2 separate regions of the Mus musculus genome follow, and region 2 is linked to region 1. The links are chromatin loops, found by intact Hi-C in ENCODE. Cell type or tissue: heart. All regions are shown on one strand. Each heading gives the region's core, and the rest is flanking DNA. Links, peaks and the distances in the headings are about the cores only.

Region 1 (4,397 bases), core at 252-4,251:
TGTTGAGAACTTGGTCTTGGGTGTTTCTGGTTCCTGTCCTTTCACTGACCACATGGCTTCCCTTGAAGACAGTAGGACATTCCCTCTGTGGTGATCCTCCTCTCTGCAGAACATATGCTGGTTGGAGCCCCAACTCTGATGGGTCCATGACTTCTCTGATCAAACTGACAGGGAAGAGTGAGTGGAGTGCTTGCCTGGTGAACTGACTTGTTTTATGTCAAACCTGCCCCAAATTAGAGTCATCAGAGGATGGAGCCTCAATTGAGAAAATGCCACTATAAGACCCAGTTGCAGGACATTTTCTTACTTAGTGATCAGTGGGGGAGGGTCTAGCCCATTGTGAGTAGAGCTATCCTCGGGATTGTGGTCCTGAATTCAATAAGAAAGCAGGCTGAGCAAACCAGTAAGCAGCATCCCTCCATGGCCTCTGCATCAGCTCCAACCTCCAGGTTCCTGCCCTGTTTGAGTTCCTGCCCTGACTTCCTTCAGTGATAGACTACAGTGTAGAAACGTAACCCAAATAAACCCTTTCCCCAACTTGCTTTTGGGTCATGGTACTTTGTCACATTAATAGAAACCCAAACTAAGACCCCTGCGTACCCAAAGCCGTGGGTCCCATCCCCAGCACCACATAAAACCAGGTGCGGTGGTGGCATACACCTGTAATCTCAGTCAGTACTCAAGAGGTAGGGGTGGGAGGATTAGAAACTCAAGGTCAGTTTGGGTTACCTGATGACAAGTGTCTGTGAGCTGCCTGACCTTTCCAGAGTTATCCATCATCTCCTGGTCCTCCAAGACCTAATAGACCCAGGGCCAAAGTCCTGGCTGAGCTGAGGGAGAGAGACGGTGGACTGCAGGGGGTGGGGGTGGGGGTTAAAGCAATTTTGAGGAAACACAGCTCCAAGCCAGATAAAAATCACCAGCTTGTGCTGTTTGAATGAGAATGGCCCTATAAGCTCATGGATTTGAATGCTTAGTCACCAGGGAGTGGCACTGCTTGAAAAGGATTAAGAAGTGTGGCCTTGTTAGAGGAAGTGTGCCACTGAAGATGCACTTGGAAAGTGCTAAAGTCCATGCCAAGCCTACACAGAAGGATGTAGCTCTTAGCTATTTATCCAGCACCAGCCTCAAGGGCTGCCAACCCTCCATGATATGACGGGCTAAACTTTTTTTAAAAAGATTTTATTTATTTATTACATATATGTCTATATGTTAGTACACTGTAGCTGTCTTCAGACACACCAGAAGAGGGCATTAGATCCCATTACAGATGGTTGTGAGCCACCATGTGGTTGCTGGGATTTGAACTCAGGACCTTTGGAAGAGCGGTCAGTGCTCTTAACAGCTGAGCCATCTCTCCAGCCCAGGCTAAACTTTCTAAAACTGTAAGCAAGCTTCCCGTTAAATGCTTTCTTTTATAGGAACTACCTTGGTCATTATGTCTCTTCACAGCAATAGGACAGTAACTAAGACGCACAGCTACAAACCTAATCTCTCTCTTCTAACCAACCCTACTTCCCCTGCTAAGCAGAAAAACACAAGACTCAAAATCTATTCTGCATCAAAGAGTAATATTAAGTTTTACTTCCCTTTCTCTGCTGCCCCAGGCCTGGCAGGATCTAGACTTCCTGAGCACAATTCTCTCTTTTACCCAGGCTCTCCACATTCACACATGTGAGCAAGTAGAAACAGAAGAGGATGGGTGATCTGCTTGCTGGGACTACCATCACTGCAATGTGAGGAACTTCCTTAGTTGAAGGACTCCCCACACACCAAAACTTGTACCACACCTCAGTAAAAGAAAAGGCTCTTGTTGAATAGACCAGCTGAGCTCCGGAGGTACATGCATTTCTAACTTTTTCTTCCTCGACCCACCACATCATGAGACCTTCACATAGACATTATTATATGGTGCACAGAACATTTTTCAGGCCGGTTTTGTCACAGATCGGATTCAGGAGCCACGGGGTGCTGTGCCTTAACCGCACAAACAGGGTGGGGCCCCATCTGTTGTCAATTTTGTGCCTTAAGCGCCACCTGGTGGTGATAAACTGTAATAGGCCGCGTCTCATGACCAAGGCTTGAACTGAGTACCTACACTTCCTGGTTGTGTGTATAAACTTCGGCGGGAAGCACGGGGTTGGAGGTGGTATTTGATCTCAGCACACTCTGGAAGACGGAAGAGGAAACAGGATTTGATGAACCTTTCTTCTGTACTCCTTTTCAAAGGTTTGATGAAGCGTTCTTCTGTGCTCATTTTTAAAAGCTACTGTCAGTCGGATAGTGCTGCTGCCCTGGATGACTCTATATAGGTTTATTACAGTCAAGAATCAAGTCTGCCATGGCCTGGAGAGATGGTTCAGCGGTTAAGCGCACTGACTGCTCTTCCAGAGATGCTGAGTTCAATTCCCAGCAACTGCGTGGTGGCTCACAACCATCTGCAATGGGGTCTGATACCCTCTGTCTGTTGTGTCTGAAGAGAGCAATGTGGGGCTGGAGAGATGGCTCAGCAGTTAAGCGCACTGACTGCTCTTCCAGAGGTCCTGAGTTCAACTCCCAGCAACCACATGGTGGCTCACAACCACCTGTAATGGGATCTGGTGTCCTCTTCTGGTGTGTCTGAAGACAGAGACAGTATCTTCATTCACTCACATACATAAAATAAATAAAGTTTTTAAAAAGAGAGAGAGAGCAATGGTGTACTTATATACATAAAATAAATAAATAATTAAAAAAAGAAGAATCAGCCTGCCTAATTGAATGTTGGCCCCATTGCTTATTAATTGCAGAAACCTAGCAGAATGTACTTGTATGTATATGTATATATATATATATATATATATATATATATATATATATATATATATATGCCTGGTACCTGAGGAGGCTGGGAGAAGGTATCATTCCCCTGGAACTGGAGTTAAAGTTGTGAGCATCTGTTCCAGATTCAGTCTTTATGTGATCTAGACTTTCTTGTACCCCAAGGCGCCTTGGAACCTGCTATGTAACTGAGGCTGTTTTGAATTCCTGATCCTCTGGCTTCAGCCTTTCAAGTGCAGGAATTACAGGTGTGAACCACCACACTCAACCATGGTTTTAAAAGTAAGTGTGCATGCGGTGTGTGCTTGTCCACGAGTGTGCATGTGCATAGCTAGAATAACAGGTGATTGTGAGCTGCTGACTTGGGTGTGCAGAGAACCAAACTCAGGTCCTTTGAGTGGACAGTTGTGGGAAGCCACATGTGCCGTTGCAGAGTGGCACTGACTACTGCTGGCCACCATGCATAAGTTTGGACAAACAACCAATGTGTACATATGCAGTAAAGTTTTTTGCAAAGACACTCCCTGGCCCGGGCATGATAATGAGGCTTTGAGAGTATGACCAATCAGATGTGAGACATGCAAATGAGGTATGATAATGAGGCTCTGTGAGGTACAGAGAGTAGCCAATCAGATGAGGAACATGCAAATGAGGCGTAGTGCATAACCAATCTGGGTGTGAGACACGCCTCTCCTAGGCCTATATAAGCAGCACCAGTTCTGGGCTTGGGGTCTCTTCGCCTCTGCAATCAAGCTCTCCCAATAAACGTGTGCAGAAGGATCCTGTTGCAGCATAGTTCTTGCTGGTCGAGTCCAAGGAGCGCAAGAGACAGTGTTACTAACTCCTCTGGGGGAGACACACATTCTAAAGTTCCAAAGACAAACCAAGGTACAAGACAGTGTTACTAACTCCTCTGGGGGAGACACACATTCTAAAGTTCCAAAGACAAACCAAGGTACAAGTCCACCAAAAGTTCACCGGGGAACCAGTAGACTCTTAGGCTTACTTACAGAGCAGCGAGTGAGAGTTACAAACAGGAGCACAGGTGACCTTAAAGCAGCCACCCTGGAAGGTCTGAACCCAGGAGGGATGATGGCTTCTCCAGATGCATAGAGAAGGTCCCTTCCCCTCAGCCTTTCCCACTTATATCCTCTAGCCCCTCCCCCAAGAACCATGAGTCCAAGGCAATTAGGGCAGAATTGCATGCCATTGGTTGGCAGGACTGGCTGGATACTCAGGTGAGGGTCCCATGACCTTCCTGCCTTCTAAGAGGGAAGGAAATGGTCAGGAGGCCCAGCTGTGATGAGCTTCTGTGAGTAGGCCCTGGGAGAATGCTTGAAGATGGTGGTAGTTTGGTTCCTGTACAAGAACAGCAGGCACTCATTGTCAGGACAAATGGGCTCACTGAGATGCCTGTTAACATAGCAAAGGGGACTCAGACCACCAGTCTCCCTCAGGACTACTTTTTTTTCTTTTTTCTTTTTTTTTTTTTTTTTTGAGACAGGGTTTCTCTGTGTAGCCCTGGCTGTCCTGGAACTCACTCTGTAGACCAGGCTGGCCTCGAACTCAGAAATTCA
Region 2 (4,397 bases), core at 293-4,292, 200 kb before region 1:
CCATCTCTCCAAGCCCTCTTTGTAACTCTTTAAAAAGAGAGATGTTATTGCTATTTTACAGCCGCTCAGTGCTAAAGAACTTACCTAGCACACGCAAGGCTCTGAATTCCATTCTCAATAATGGAAAGAAAACACTGAAATAGATGTTATTCCTTTGATGGATTTTATTTCTCTTTCTTATTTTGTGTCAGGATCTCACCATGTAGTCCTAGCTGACTGAACCAGATCTCATTATTGCTGGGTTTTGACTTGTTGGTTGGTTGGTTTTTTTTGAGACAGGGTTTCTCTGTGTAGCTCTGGCTGTCCTGGAACTCACTCTGTAGATCAGATTGGCCTGTGTGTCACCACACCCAGCTTTGGTTTTGGCTTTTTTTTTTTTTTTAAGATTTTTATTTATTTATTTTATGTATGTGAACACACTGTAGCTATACAGATGGTTGTGAGCCTTCATGTGGTTGTTGGGAATTGAATTTTTAGAACCTTTGCTTGCTCTGATTGGCCCCACTCTCTGGCCCAAAGATTTATTTATGATTATAAGTACACTGTAGCTGACTTCAGATGCACCAGAAGAGGGTGTCAGATCTCATTACAGGTGGTTGTGAGCCACCATGTGGTTGCTGGGAATTGAACTCAGGACCTTCAGAAGACCAGTCAGTGCTCTTACCAGCTGAGCCAACTTGGCTGCCCTGGCTTTGACTTTTGAGATAGGGTCTTGCTTAGTACCTCTGGCTGACTTCCCACAATCCTCCTGCTTCAGCTGCACTGCTAGTTACAAGCATGTACCCCCACACCCAGAGATAAATTATTCTTTGTTTTATTTCTACTTTAAAAATGTTTTAAAGTTAGTTTATTTTTTTATGTGTATTGGTATTTTGCTTACATATATGTCTTTGTAAAGGTGCCATATCTCCTGGAACTGAAGTTAGAGACAGTTGTAAGGTGCCATGTGGATGCTAGGAATTGAACCCAGGTCCTTTGGAAAAACAGCTAGTGCTGAGACATCTCTTCAGCCCCCCACCCCCACCCCTTTTTGTGACACAGGGTTTCTCTGGCTGTCCTAGAACTTGCTTGGTTTACAAGGCTGGTCTTGAATTCAGAGATTGACATGCCCCTGCCTCAAGAATACTGAGATTCAAAGCATTTTCCATACCTGGTCTCATTATTCTATTTTATAGATAAAGAAGCAAGTTCAGAGAGGTTAAGTGGTCTTGCTAGTCAACAAGGAACCGAGAATCCATCTATGATCATCTTAGCCAGTGATCTGTCTGCTACACCTCACTTTAGGAAGTACAGTCTGCATGTATTCTCTAGTAGTTGTATAAAGTAGTATTTCTAAGATGTGTTTGCAAACCCCCCTGGGAGCTTGGATGTGCGAGTGCAGGGTTCTAACAATCACCAGTGTAGAAGCATTGCGTCCTCTGGTCCCCTTTTCCAGACTGTTTCTCATCAGACTCCCATTTTGAGGGTTAGGAAAGAGGATAGTCAGGGCTGAATTGTCTAAAAGAAGCAGCCTGATTTAGAGCTGGGTGCAGTAGTACATGCCTGTTGCCTGAGTTTTTCGAAAGGATGAGGCAGAAGGATTGCTTGAGTTTAGGAATTTGAAGTCAGCCTGGGCAATAGTTTAAGACCCTGTTTCTTCAAAATATTTTAGGGTTGAGGTTGTAGTTCACGTGTTTAATGCTCTCCTAGTATTCATGAGCTCTGCTATCTTGTTCACCAAAGTCATTTCAGCTGCTACACCGTTCTCTCTCTCTCTCTCCCTCTCTCTCTCTCTGTCTCTGTCTCTGTCTCTCTCTTCCTTATCTGTATATGTTCTAGGGTGGGTGTCTCCAGTTCCTTACGTCAGTTATGGATGTGCAAAGGTTTTACAGATGGGCGAAACTGCATAGTTCTTATCTTTTAAAGTACCTTTATAGCAACACATTGTGCTGATGTCTCCAGGAGACTGCAGACAGTGATTCCCGGGTGTGGTTCAGTGGAACGACATTTGCCCAGTATGCAGGGTGCCTTGGATTCCTGGTAGCTAGGGAGTAGATGGTAAAGCTTGGCAGAGCTTGACGTGAGCTCTGGAATGAGGTTGTGAATTCTAGCTAGGCCAGCTATGAGCAATGGCCCTTGGCCGGACATTTTATCTGAGTTGCCTTCTCTTTAAAGGTACTATTACCTACATATTATAGAGTTGCAAGGATTAATTAAGGTGACTCATGCACTATAGTTAGATAGTGACTTGAAACAGTAAGCACTGCATTGTAGCTTTGTTCAGCTAAGCGTGGCAGTGTGTGTGTGCCTGGGATCCAGGAGGATCACAAGTTCTCCACCAACTTAAGCAATTTAGCGAGATTTTTTTTTTGCCTCAAAATAAATTTAATTTTTCTTTTAGATAGGATCTCTTTATATACTCCAGGCCATCCTTGAACTTACTGTGTAGCCAAAGATGACCTTGAACTCCAGAGTTTCCTGCTTCCACCTCCCAAATGTTGGGGTTATAGATACATGTGCCATTCCTGGTTCCTCACCATTTTTAAAAACAGGGCTTTGATGTAGCTCATGGCTTAGCATATGTGAGACTCATGTAACCATATACACGTTCCTGTACACACACACACATACAGAGAGAGAGAGAGAGAGAGAGAGAGAGAGAGAGAGAGAGAGAGAGAGAGAGAGAGAGAGCAAACTACTGTCTACTGTCTACTGAAGTTTGTTTACCTATAGGAGATAATGTTAAGACGATTCTAGAGCCCGAATTCTCCCACTTGATCTTGACCACCAGGGGGCACCGTTGTCCCTGAGCATTTTGAATCTTCCCAAGGTCACAATTATGTCAAGTCTTTTCTGTGGCCCCTTCCTGTTCTCATGCAGGTATATTTGGACCTAGAGTTTTCTTAGCTGTTATATTCATGCCAGTCTTAACTTTCCCACCTATGTTCAGAAAGAAACTGTAGGGCTAGGGGTGTGGTTTGATGTTTGAGTATTAGTAATAGCATGTTACAAACCGCATTCACTCCCAGCAATGAGGGACAGACTGATACAGACTCAGCTTTTGGGCGAAACCACTTAACCCCCTTCATCTCTGGGCTTTCACATTGATTTTATAACAATGGACATCAGGATTAAATAACTTCAAATAAATAAAAATTGGACGTTAAAGTACAGAATCCTATCAAGGGGCTTAAAAAGGATGGCATTCTCTCTGTAGTTATTAAAACTCCAGTTACCATTATGGCCACCCAATAATTGTCCCTTCAGCAGCCTCACCTGATGGGGACAGCCTCTGGTTACTTACGGCACTGGAGTTCAGGCCTCTGATCTGCTAGCTAGTCTCTGTGGATAATTAACTATGGGGGAAGGAACCAGGTCAGACTATTCTGGGGTTATGAGGAAACCCCATGTGAGATGCTAAATTGGGAGCCAATATTGATCAGTGAAGCTTTGAAGTCCCCGGGGAGGTGGTCTAAGGTTATTGCTTCTCAAGAGGCGCAGCTTCTCTTGATAAAGTTCTCTCATAAGAACTACCTGACTTCCAAGCTAGAACAACACTACTGGGCAGATATGAATATGTATATGAGAAAACTTGAGGAAATAGGGGTTTTCTTTCTCTTTTCCAAGTCTAAGCCACAAACTACATCCTCTATAAACAAGGACTATCTGAACTTGGCTTACATGGATACTGAGACCTCTGCACTTTGTTACTGTCATGTGGTGAGATAAAAGGATTGTACATTTGAGGCTTGGTGGTTACAGATAAGGTGCTCTGATCATTGGGTCAGCTTCTCTCCACCCTTAGGCCAATTTCACAGTAGGCACAGGAAAGTACAGAAGTTCTGAGGTGTTCTACCCCGGGGCATTTAAGAGTGATGTGTAAGATCATTAAATCCTTGTGTCATTCACTGCAATGTTTTCTGAGGGAGAAATAAGAGAGAGAGCCAAGTAGGATAAACGTCCTCGAGTCCTTTGGAAATACTGTGAATGATGGGACGAAAAGAGAGTGTCTAACACCTGATCTTGAGTGGAGAGTTGCAGCTCCTGATCCTGTGTCTGAGGTGGGCTGGCTCTATGGGGTTTTATGATATGGGGTTTTATGAAGAATGTCAGAATCATAAGGCCCAGGACCCAAAGACTGAAAGGTTCCTTCATATTAAGGGGGCTTTTGTAAGACTTAGACTCCATATAGTTCACAAACATCACTAAACATTCAGGCTTCTGGTTTTGCTCTTCTCCACATAACGGGGTCAGTATCTGTAATTTCAAGATTTCTTCTGTTCACAAATGACCATCAAGCAACTAACTCTGGCATCATAGCGGGCTTTCTGCGTGATGTCACCTCCACGGCCATGAAGTCATTAACCAAAGACATTCTTTAAGAAAGCATGCCAAGCAGGTAGAGGAAGTGCAATGGT

The links. Hi-C counts contacts between places; a loop is a spot of excess contacts. Peaks named below come from ENCODE experiments on the same cell type or tissue, not always from the same donor. Only the 100,000 strongest peaks of a DNase experiment are listed, where the experiment ranks them.
Region 2: a loop joins it to region 1, with 6 times the contacts of the local background. A loop is called at or near these places in 3 of 42 quality-filtered maps.

What each region holds. Positions count from the first base shown.
Region 1 is chr10:128,534,419-128,538,815 of GRCm38, forward strand. No RefSeq gene overlaps it. Among named protein-coding and RNA genes, the nearest start is that of Esyt1, 11 kb to the left of the region's middle. In heart, for the core only: a CTCF peak has its summit at 2,045 (motif pointing left); a DNase peak (open chromatin) is centred at 2,033; H3K4me3 peaks cover 801 bases; H3K27ac peaks cover 999 bases.
Region 2 is chr10:128,333,024-128,337,420 of GRCm38, forward strand. Gm51822 (a long non-coding RNA gene) reads right to left here. Exons shown (of 2, transcript XR_003949053.1): 2 at 4,116-4,397. Among named protein-coding and RNA genes, the nearest start is that of Cs, 2.5 kb to the right of the region's middle. In heart, for the core only: a CTCF peak has its summit at 2,774 (motif pointing right); no DNase peak of the experiment used is centred there; H3K4me3 peaks cover 1,001 bases; H3K27ac peaks cover 1,433 bases.